Regions from separate parts of the Homo sapiens genome. Here region 1 is linked to region 2. A link is a contact called in ENCODE Hi-C or POLR2A ChIA-PET data. All regions are on one chromosome and are shown on one strand. The core of a region is the stretch at or near the end of the contact, and the rest is flanking DNA. Distances in the headings are between cores, read along the strand shown.

Region 1 (5,720 bases), core at 292-2,791, 34 kb before region 2:
CAGAAATCTCATCTTGGTGTGTTAGTGACAAATACACCAGGACACGACTCTCCTCCAAGAAGAAAGATTTTTCCATAGTGGATACAGAAAACCCATTCAGCTCATCACAGGTGTGAAGCAAATGAGCACCATATTTCTCCCCAATGAGCAGGATTCACGAGAGAAAAATACTTCCACTCAAATGGCCTTAAGTTCCTCAGGATATCGAGAGCACCTATGTCCTCAGTTCTGTGGACTGTGGCTCTCCATTCCTGCAAGTCATTTGGCTTCAGAACTACAAAGGGCAGCTCGGTAAACACCAACTGGAGGAACACTAGGGCTGAACTCGTGCATTTACAGGCAAACACCACTGGCACAGTTCCTGAAATACTAGGCGAGGCTACCTGAGTGTGCTGCCTCTCTGGGGCTGACAGAGGCTGGTGGCAGTACAGAGCCCTTGGGAGGAAACTTACCATTAGTTCCCTCCGACACTCTAGGAGAGCCCGGGGGTCTGCCTTTGGATCGGTGACATGAGCCTTCTGCCTCCGGTTCTTGGCACTCGCTAACCACAGCAGCAGATTTTGACTCAACTGGTGGAAGTCCTTAAAAAACAACACATCAGAGCGCGGCCGTGTCTTAGAGCCCTGGAAGAGGGTGTGCCAGGAACATGGCTTACTGCTTCCAATCCATCACAGTCATTTGCTTTTCTGGCCTTACCCACTGAATACGAGGACCAGCTTTAAACTAAATGCCAGGGCCCCAAAATGAGGAAGAGGAAAGAAGGAAGACACTCAGCACAGTGCCAGGAGGCCGCGAATAAAAGTGCCACTATGAAGGTAGGGCTTTGGGATGCCCAGCTGATTTTATATATGAAGGCCACACGCATTCCTCAGCCAATCTGCTGGGTTCTCTGCTGGGTTCCAGTGGCAGAGGGAAACAACCCAACAGGACAGGCTGGGGTGGGCTCACGTTCCCTGAGACACAGCCAGAGCTAGGCAGTGGTGCAGAGCTCACACCCGCTGTGCATTTACTGTGTCAGGTACTGGGCTAGGATTATACATACTGCCTCATTTACTCCTAAAAAGAACCTTTTTAAGGTTCTTTCTAAAAAGAAAATGGGAATGATTCCCATTTTCAGATGAGAACACTGAGGTCTAGGAGGTTCAATGCTTTGCTCAAAGTCACATGGCTATTAAGCAGTAACTGCTCCTCTGCTTCAAGGCCAGGTCTCTTAATCACTCTGGCAAAAGGACAAAAAGAGGAGTTGTGGGGTGGCATCTCTAACCTACAGGTCGCCTGCAGGAACCCTGACTCCAGGAGTGGCTCTGGGCCTGGGCAACAGAGACGAGACCTGGGACAGGGAGTAGGTCTCTGAGATGGCCGGTGAGCCTCTGTGGAAACAAATGGTAAAGCACATGTTTCCTGACACCAGCCACATTTGGCTGCACGGAAGCAGCCTGATGATGATAAAAATATCTGCTGCTCCTACCACGTGGGCCTGGGTACCGGCTCTGGGAGGCGGGCTGCTGAGTCAGCGTACCTGGCACTGCATGAGCGACTGTCGTAAGCCCCCTCTCCAGCTGTCCACTGCGCCCTGTGCTGCTTCCCAGAGCAGGCTCAGCTGGCGGAGTCTACTTTGGAGCTCTGTGGATTCGGGGCTCTCGGTTTGCAGAAATTCCTTGCTGCTCACGTTGACAGAGACCACTAATGCCTTGTAAGTGTCAAAGGCTTTCAGTATCTCCTACCAGAGAGAGAAAAGATGAGGTTAGGAGCTCTGAAAGTAGGGAGGAGGGGCTCATTTTGAACCTCAGTAGGGAACAAATTTTCCACACACTTTTCCAAGCTGCGGCCACAGAAATGAGAGTGACCTCGCCTGGGACTGGCTGGAAAGCATCAGGTGAGGGAGCTGCCTTAAGGTCTGTGAACTTGGCCAACAGGGCCCCAAAGTAGAGGCCTGCTGGAGGGAGGAGACCCTGCTGACCTCTACAGGCCCCGCTCTGCAACTGGCTTAATGTTTCTGGACCGACTAAAGGTCTTCCAGATAAAGTATATGTGGTTATTCTGCATTTGCTCCTAGAAATGCCAGAAATGTTATTCCTTAGGAGGAATGGTAACCCCTAATATATTAACACAGATAGTAAAATAAAAGTACAAATATGAAAGGTACCTGGATCCTCCAAAACCCCTGCCCTGGGTCTCAGGCTACTGCTCATGGCACCCTTAAAGCGCAGGGCTCAAACTGTCCCTTTGCAGCTCCCTGGGCTAGTTCCAGTGGGGTCAGGACTTATGTAAGTGACACATCCTAATTGCATAAAAGGGTAATGAGGTCAGGCCACGGGATTCATCAGTAGGTGAGCCGGTCCTTTCCCAAGCCCTTTCAAGGAAGATTCCACCACTAGTCTTTCGTGTAACTGTGCAGCATACAGTTTGGAAGAGTGGTTTTACACTGCCTGACAGTGTCCACTAGCACCTCCAGAAAAGTCTAGAAATGCCTCGGATGTCAGATTTTTCCATCTCTGGAGATCTGAGCCACACCTCCCCAGTACTCTGGGATCAGGATCATTTGCAGATACTCTTCCATGTGAAAACAAAAATCTGCATCTATGTCCTTGCCAACTATGGAACTGAAATGGAAGAGAGTGACCTCTACATACACCATCTGCAAGCTGCGCCTATGCCACGAATACATGGGATCTGCTCGTCCAGCATAGCAATGCGTTCACATGCACATTCTGAATCCCTCTTCCCCACCACACCTCTAACTCACCTGCAGTCTCTTCACTCTCAGTTCTATTTCCTGGATATCAGAGGGAGGCTTTGCCATCTTTAACATTTCCAGCTCTGCTTCAGTTTTTTTCAGCCAAGTAGTGATGGCGCTGATATCAGAGTTCAGCTGTTGCAAATTTTGTTTTATTTTGAGCTTATTGTGAAGCTCCTGTGCTTGAATCATCTCCCATCTGTCGAAGGCACCTGGAATTAAAAAATCGCCAATTAAAAAAAGCAATAATGCAACAGATTTCTCTGCCTCCAGCTAATTAGGGGTCAGGGTGGTTAAAAAAAAAAAAAAAAAAAACAAAAAAACTGTAGGGGATTCCCCTGACAGAAGGGTCTGGTTTTGGGAGTTCTCTCTTCTCCTGGAATGTGGAATAGCACATGATCTGAGGCGTACACTCCCACAGAGGCTGGAATGAAGTGGAAGGTCTATGTGCTACAGTTTCAAGCTCAACAGTTCAGTTCCTGCTGAATTTTTTCAGTTTTCTCCTTTGGTCCACAAATGACCAGGTCGATGCTGTCAGCTTTAGATTTAGTTGAGTAATTACTTTTATAATTACTGGGCTGGTCGAATGAAGAGACACTTGAGATAACACTGATCATCATCCTCAAGTCTGATCTTTACACACAAATATAGAAAGTGAAAACCTGCACTTCCTCAGGAGGCTTATTTTACCAACATTTAAAGAATAGTTTTCAAATTACACTGAACAGCCTAGGAATTTGTTCGTGAATGCCAATCGCTGATTTAAAAATAACATTGGTTGTTGTAGGGTAAGTCCCCCAGTTCTGGCGAATCGTATAGTTGGTTAATATCTAATGAATGTTCTCTTGAGCAAGGACTTAAATACCATACTCTGCCTCTCTGGACGACTGCCAGTTACAGGCAGTACCTGACTGCTGCTCTGTGATACCGGCCAGTCCCCCGTCTTCCTGCTGTGGGTTGCCATTCAGGACTCGCGGGCCTTCTTTGCCACCATCCGTGCCTGGAGGTAATAGTAGCTTTCCCTAGAATGAGCCAGTTTTTAAGTTACCATCTGTAGATATGAAGGATATCTGAAGAACAACTGGATTCATTTCATATTAACAGTGAAGAAATGAGATGGGCCCCTTTCCTTTGAAGGGTATCTTGCTAGGAATACAGTGGTGCTTTAGTGTCTAGGTAGCATTTATAAGCTGGCAAAGCTGATGGCAGAAATAAAGCCTCAGCTAAGGCCCAGGGAGAGGGAAGCAGATGAGATGTCAGTGATGGGAAGAAAAGGGTCTGTTTCAATTGGCATGCTTCCAAACACCCCTCAAATGATCCACACGAAACAAATCAGAACAATTTGTTGAGCTTACCAGACGGTTACTGCGTTAGCACTTTGAATTTTCATAGTGTTTTACAGAATTTTAGTTATCCCTGTCACTCTGTAGAGGTGGTTGGCATCATTATCACAGAATCAGAAATGCACAGAGGATGAATCTGCCTCCCAGGGGCATTCGTTACCAAGTGTTTATCTTTCACCGCACATACTGACTCTTCTGTTATCACACAGCCGATTGGGCTGTTATCTCGGGCCTCTCCAAAAATAAATGTGTCCCTTTTAGAAAAGCCCTGCTTTCTTTGTCTTTCTTCTGTCTGTATGGCCTATTTGTGCAGAATGAAAATAATAAAAAAAAAACCTTCAGATTTGTGGTGATACATCTGGCTTCAGACACAACAAAAGGGTTGAGATTTTGAAACCGGCCAGGTGAGGAACACAGGCGTCATCACAGGAAGGGATAGCCAAGCCACATGAGCCAAGGATGTAAAGCAGAGGTCAGGGACTGCGGTCTTTCCCCTGTCTTATTATTCTTTTTAAAAATGACACCTGCTTGTTAAGCAAGAGGAAGTGTTTCTGAATTGGACACAAACAGCCCATTATCAGCTGACTTGGATTTGAGCATGCAAAGGCAGAATCTCCTCCAATGATGTAACAATATTCTCTCCTTAATTTCTCTCGCTGCTGCCCTAGGCTGCCCTCCCAGGAGCTGCCTAGCCAGAGCATGCCAAGAACTCAAGGCAGCTGAGGGAAATGTAACTAAGAAGAAACAGCCATTGCTATAAACAACAAACCAATACAGGAATAATAATCACGACCAATACAGGAATAATAATCACGACCATTACTTCTGAGGACCTTCTTTTACCTTTATACACAATAATCTTAACAACTACTAGGTGAAATAGCTTTAGCCTCAGGTGAGAAAGGCTTACAGAAGCAAGGCGAAGTGCCTCAGGTACCATGGCAATGGATTGGCAGGGCTAGGAATCAAATCCGTGTCCACTGCAGCACACCATCAATGATTTTTTGGAATAGGATGTATGGACAAAAGGTTAACATAACAAAGGCTTGAAGGTTGGATGCAGTGGACCATGCCTGTAATCCCAGCGCTTTGGGAGGCTGAGGCAGGTGGATCACTTGAGGTCAGGAGTTCAAGACCAGCCTGGCCAACATGGTGAAACCCCCATCTCTACTAAAAATACAAAAATTAGCCAGGCATGGTGGTGCACACCTGTAATCGCAGCTACTTGGGAGGCTGAGGCAGGAAAATCACTTGAACCCAGGAGGCAGAGATTGCAGTAAGTCAAGATCGTGCCAGTGCACTCCAGCCTGGGTGACAGAATGAGACTCCGTCTCCACAACAACAACAAAAAGACAAAGGCTTGAGAGCTCAGGAGCAGTCAGGAAAGCCAGCACCTTGCTTGCTCACTATTTGCACAGACACCTGACTCGACAGTAATAATGACTGTTACACCACACCAACATACAGAAAGATGGTTTTTGGCCAGAACCTATCTCTAAGTCTAATCGGTTTTGCCGGGGTTCTAATGAAGTATGGACAGCTCAACAGAGACACTGTCACCATAAGAAAACCAACTCAAAATATGCCTGGGGAATGAATACACGCAGTTTACACCAAAATCTCTCTCTCTTGCAAATGTA
Region 2 (5,661 bases), core at 491-2,990:
ACATCACTCATTTAACCCACTTGCCCGTTATGCACTGGATTTTGGATGGAAACCATAAAAGTATCATCAACAGCTGGTCTGCAGCAAGCAGGCTGACCCCAAAATACCCAATACCCCATTATGCATAAGTAACCCCTAAACTGACATCAGCTAAGGGTCCTCCTCCTTAAAGGTTTAAATTTCACTAAATATAAATTTAAATAATGCAAATCAGCCTAACTAGATGTACAAAAGTATTCCCAGGTTTTAAGAATCTTCAGAATCTTAGCGTTAAAAGGGGTGGCTAAGAGTTCTTTTGGTAAAGTTTTGACACCCCACTATATGGACCAGGAAACCAAGGGTGAATTCTCTGAGATTTTCCTGCTGTGTATAAAGAAACCTCTGCTCTTTTCGGAGGAGAAAATACTGAATGCTTATATATCCTAGCCAGCCAAACGTGTTAAAAAGGCTTGAAAAACTATCCTAGAAAAACAAGTGTTGTGTTTCCATTCCTCGGGGCATCTGTTTATCTTTTAAAAATCCTGGCATTTTGCACATTGTCATTCTGATTGATTTCATAATAGTAACAATTAGGAACATCTGGGCCCCAGTCTTCCTGTCTACCTTAACTTTCAGAACACTTTTCATATATTCTAAACATTTTCTTTTGTATAAAAATTGAAAAGTTCTAAAAGAACATTTAAAATTAGGGTACATTGTGAATATTAAATACTAAAATCAAGGAGAACGTGTCTGAATTTCAACTTTTTAAATACATCTCTTAATTCACAAAAATGAGATTAAGGAATTTATTTTCGTTGGAATTCTCTGTTCTTAAAACAAAGATCTTTAAGACTATTTGAACCCCTTAATTCAATACTGATCCTGTCACAAGCCTATACCGTGTAATACTCTATTAATACAATCCCATTCTTAATAAGTTGAAGTGATCCATTGAGACAACATAGCAGTTGATCATTTCTCTTACAGGATTTTAGAAACCAGCTACTTGAAATAAACATCAGGTTCCTGTGAATGCAGAGTACTCATATGAAATGCTCCCATGCCTGGTGGGCATGAAGTAAGACTCCTGCTGTTAGGCCCAGAAGAGACTCCCCAGTAAAGGACCTCTTCACTGGGTCCAGCTTCTGATACACTGATTAGGACTTGCCACCTACACAAGCCAGAGAGCAGTCTACACATCTGATCAGAATTGCAATTTCTGTCTCCACTTAAAGTGACTTTTTAAAAAAGCTCATTAAAAGCGTGCAAAGTTCTAGCATTTAGTGCTGGAGAAACAAAAGGGTCAAATCTGTTAAACCTGTTGCTGCCTTCTAAAGGAGCAGCGGCCGGGCCAGGGGTCCCACTGAAAAGGGCCTCCGGTTCAATGAAATTAAGCTCCTTTCTACTTTGTCTGGCCTTCAGAGACATTTCAATCCACTCCCAAACAGCCGTGCCCTGCAGTGAGCTGACTTACCCTTAAGCAGAGGTCCTCCCATTGTCTGTGCAAATGCTCTATTTGCTCCTTCAAAACCATCACATCTTCCACGAGAACGTGCCGGGTTAAGTCCGCCTTCATAGTTTGAAGTTCTTTCAAGTTCTGAGTCCAGCTAGCCAAAGACTGTTCTAGTTCCTGCATTTAATCACAAGAAGGGGGTAAAAAGCCTTCAACTCAAGCGGCTGTTGTTTCCAAACCTGTAGGCTAATCCTTTGATTAGACTCTGGGGGAGGGGAGGCCAGGAGAGAGGGAGGGACCTTCTGAATGGGAAACAGCCCAAGACGAGCGCCTGCAGTTGTGGTTGGCCAGTTCTCCACCACCTTCTTATCAAAGGAAAACTCTGTTCTACCTTTATTTTCATTTCCTCAGGTAGCTCTGATTTTGATAGAATTTATTCTATTTTAAAGTCACATAGGTCTTCATTTAGAGGAAAGTGTATTTGGAGTCTAATAATCTTTACACACACACACACATGCACACATACAATTTTTAATCCTGAAACTACATTTCAGATAAAGTGTGATTTTCCATTTAAAAAAACCCTAAGAAATGCATTGCTGCTATTGTGGCAATCACGTAACAGCAACAACTTCTGTTCACAGGGAATTATTTTTGGTTAACTTTTGAAAATAATGAGTAAGTATAACGGAAGAAAAAATAAACTTTTCTAATTGGCAAAGATTAGTTAGCAGATATTTTTCTGGCCATGGAAACATCTATCTTTTAAAATGCAGCATTGGCTGGGCTCAGTGGCTCACACCTGTAATCCCAGCACTTTGGAAGCCCAAGGTGGACGGATCACCTGAGGTCAGGAGTTCAAGACCAGCCTGGCCAACATGATGAAACCCCATCTCTACTAAAAATACAAAAATTAGCTGGGTGCGGTGGCGCGCGCCTGTAATCCTAGCTACTTGGGAGGCTGAGGCAGGAGAATTGCTTGAACCCAGGAGGCGGAGGTTGCAGTGAGACAAGATCGCACCACTGCATTCTAGCCTGGCTGACAGAGTGAGACTCCACCTCAAAAAAAAAAAAAAAAAAAGAAAAAGAAAAAGAAAAAGAAAAAAAAAAGAAGCATCTGTCAAATTGAAACCTTCTGAAATCTAGGATTTACTCAAGAGATTTACTTTCACAGCAGGGAAGGTAAAAGGAAACAACCAGAACACTCAAGAGTCTACCAGATTTTTATTGTGCTTACAATTCTTCATGACTTGGCACATTTTAAGGGTCTTCACTCCTATCTGTCAAATGAAATCTGAAATAAGATACTATGCCTTTTTAATTTTTATTTTTTTTTTAAGAGACAGGGTCTCACCCTGTTTCCCATGCTAGACTACAGTGGCATGATCATGGCTTACTGCAGCCTCGACTGACCTCTTGGGCTCAAGTGATCCTCATGCTTCAGCCTCCAGAGTAGCTGAGACTATAGGCACGCACCACCACAACTGGCTAATTTTTATATCTTTTTGTAGAGATGGAAGTCTCACCATTTTGCCCAGGCTGGTCTCAAACTCCCCAGCTCAAGTGATCCCCTTGCCTCAGCCCCCTGAAGTGTGGGGATGACAAGGGCGAGCCACCATGCCCTGCTGATACTATGCCTAAAATCAGGGATAAGTGTGAAAGGCCCTAACAATATGTTAATTCTGATTGATTTTCAGAGTTCTAAAAGCTACACTGGCATGATTTCATAACTTACCAACAAGAATTTATGTTTAATAAAATGGCCCAGAGAATTCTTTTTAAAGGTTGCATGAAGATTGAGGAATTAACACCTTTCTCAGAAGATAAATCATTAGGTATTTAACATTTTTATTACCTACTTTTGGTCTCACGATTGGTTCCAGTAGATGACAGCAGATTCCACAGTGGAACACTTTGGAAAGCTACATAACATAAAGGGGGCCACCTGCCAGCTGAGGTGTACCACTTACTGACTTGAAATTGGAGATCTGGAAACCTCTGAGCTTCAAACAGAGTTTCCCAGTCAGGTGGCAGGAAGCTCAGCCTGTCCAGTGCCCTGCTCAGAGGTGCTGGCTCGGCCACCGAGTTATGCCCGGCCAGGTTTCAATCAGTTTGGTTTGAATACTTACAATATTGACAATCGGAAAGTGTACAGTCACTGGATAAGGTTGAGACTCCTGTTTTACTCTCACTGCCCTGCCCTTTTCCCCTCTAACACTCACCATGTTCATACACATACACACACACACACACACACACACACACACACACCCCTATGCATACAGTGTGGCTCTCTGGCAGACTGGACCATTAGCTCCACACATGGCAGGGACCATGACAACACTGCTCACGGATTCAGTGCCCAGAACCTGCCATGGTGCTGCTGCACAGCAAGTTTTCAGATACCAAAATGTACGGCTGAAAGGAAAGCAATTTGGCTGTATGTCTCGAGAGCTTTAAAATGTTCATAAAGACTAAATGAAAAAAGCAGGGAGTCAAACAATATATAGAATGAGGTCTCTTGTGGAAGTTTACTAGAGCTGACGATCAGTTTGTATAAAAATGTCAACAATCATGCCTGTCTTTAAATTAAATTGCTCCCTCTCCCTCTCCCCCTCCCCTCCCCCTCCCCACCCCCTCCCTCTCCCTTCTTTCCACGTCTCCCTCTGATGCCGAGCCCCCTCTCCCTTCTTTCCACGGTCTCCCTCTGATGCTGAGCCAAAGCTGGACTGTACTGCTGCCATCTGGCCTCACTGCAACCTCCCTGCCTGATTCTCCTGCCTCAGCCTGCCGAGTGCCTGGGATTGCAGGCGCACGCCACCACGTCTGTCTGGTTTTCGTATTTTTTTGGTGGAGACGGAGTTTCGCTGTGTTGGCCAGGCTGGTCTCCAGCTCCTAACCACGAGTGATCTGCCAGCCTCGGCCTCCCGAGGTGCCGGGATTGCAGACGGAGTCTCGTTCACTCAGTGCTCAATGTTGCCCAGGCTGGAGTGCAGTGGCGTGATCTCGGCTCGCTACAACCTCCACCTCCCAGCCGCCTGCCTTGGCCTCCCAAAGTGCCGAGACTGCAGCCTCTGCCCGGCCGCCACCCTGTCTGGGAAGTGAGGAGCGTCTCTGCCTGGCCGCCCATCGTCTGGGATGTGAGGAGCCCCTCTGCCTGGCTGCCCAGTCTGGGAAGTGAGGAGCGCCTCTTCCTGGCTGCCATCCCGTCTAGGAAGTGAGGAGCATCTCTGCCCGGCCGCCCATCGTCTGAGATGTGGGGAGCGCCTCTGCCCTGCCGCCCCGTCTGGGATGGGAGGAGCGCCTCTGCCCGGCCGCCACCCTGTCTGGGAGGTGAGGGGAGTCTCTGCCCGGCCGCCCCGTCTGAGAAGTGAGGAGCCCCTCCGCCCGGCAGCTGCCACGTCCGGGAAGTGAGGAGCGTCTCTGCCCGGCAGTCGCCCCGTCCGAGAAGTGAGGAGCCCCTCCGCCCGGCAGCCGCCCCGTCCGAGAAGTGAGGAGCCCCTCCGCCCGGCAGCCGCCCCGTCCGGGAAGTGAGGAGCGTCTCCGCCCAGCAGCCGCCCCGTCCGGGAGGGAGGCGGGGGCAGCCCCCGCCTGGCCAGTCGCCCCGTCCGGGAGGGAGGTGGGGGGCGCCTCTGCCCGGCCGCCCCTTCTGGGAAGTGAGGAGCCCCTCTGCCCAGCCGTCACCCCGTCTAGGAGGTGTACCCAACAGCTCATTAAGAACGGGCCATGATGACTATGGCGGTTTTGTCAAATAGAAAAGGGGGAAATGTGGGGAAAAGATAGAGAAATCAAATTGTTGCTGTGTCTGTGTAGAAAGAAGTAGACATAGGAGACTCCATTTTGTTCTGTACTAAGAAAAATTCTGCCTTGGGATGCTGTTAATCTATGACCTTACCCCCAACCCCATGCTCTCTGAAACATGTGCTGTGTCCACTCAGGATTAAATGGATTAAGGGCGGTGCAAGATGTGCTTTGTTAAACAGATGCTTGAAGGCAGCATGCTCGTTAAGAGTCATCACCACTCCCTAATCTCAAGTACCCAGGGACACAAACACTGAGGAAGGCCGCAGGGTCCTCTGCCTAGGAAAACCAGAGACCTTTGTTCACTTGTTTATCTGCTGACCTTCCCTCCACTATTGTCCTATGACCGTGCCAAATCCCCCTCTGCGAGAAACACCCAAGAATGATCAATATAAATAAATAAACAAATAAATAAAAATAAAAAT

The links. A loop is a pair of places that touch in the nucleus more often than their neighbours do. ChIA-PET counts read pairs that join two places held with the same protein, here RNA polymerase II (POLR2A). Pooled maps may share reads with other maps.
Region 1: a map of heart right ventricle shows a loop between it and region 2 (2.4-fold over the local background). The contact joins two enhancer-like sites. A Hi-C loop is called at or near these places in 7 of 168 maps with a recorded cell type or tissue (B cell, GM12878, Right ventricle myocardium inferior and 3 more), 13 of 37 single-sample maps with no recorded cell type and 14 of 50 pooled maps. POLR2A ChIA-PET finds 5 or more read pairs at or near these places in 8 of 52 experiments (AG04449, B cell, GM12878 and 5 more).

The regions. Positions count from the first base shown.
Region 1 is chr14:64,216,437-64,222,156 of GRCh38, reverse strand. It overlaps SYNE2 (spectrin repeat containing nuclear envelope protein 2), which reads right to left. Exons shown (of 116, transcript NM_182914.3): 109 at 3,645-3,759; 110 at 2,747-2,949; 111 at 1,520-1,720; 112 at 453-581. Among named protein-coding and RNA genes, the nearest start is that of ESR2, 75 kb to the left of the region's middle. Within about 2 kb of position 1,541, at least 11 of the 41 ENCODE cell types and tissues checked have a DNase peak (open chromatin) inside an H3K27ac peak, as active enhancers do.
Region 2 is chr14:64,182,375-64,188,035 of GRCh38, reverse strand. It overlaps SYNE2 (spectrin repeat containing nuclear envelope protein 2), which reads right to left. Exons shown (of 116, transcript NM_182914.3): 97 at 1,457-1,612. Among named protein-coding and RNA genes, the nearest start is that of MIR548H1, 90 kb to the right of the region's middle. RefSeq lists enhancers at 1,084-1,875, 4,862-5,661. Within about 2 kb of position 1,740, at least 2 of the 41 ENCODE cell types and tissues checked have a DNase peak (open chromatin) inside an H3K27ac peak, as active enhancers do.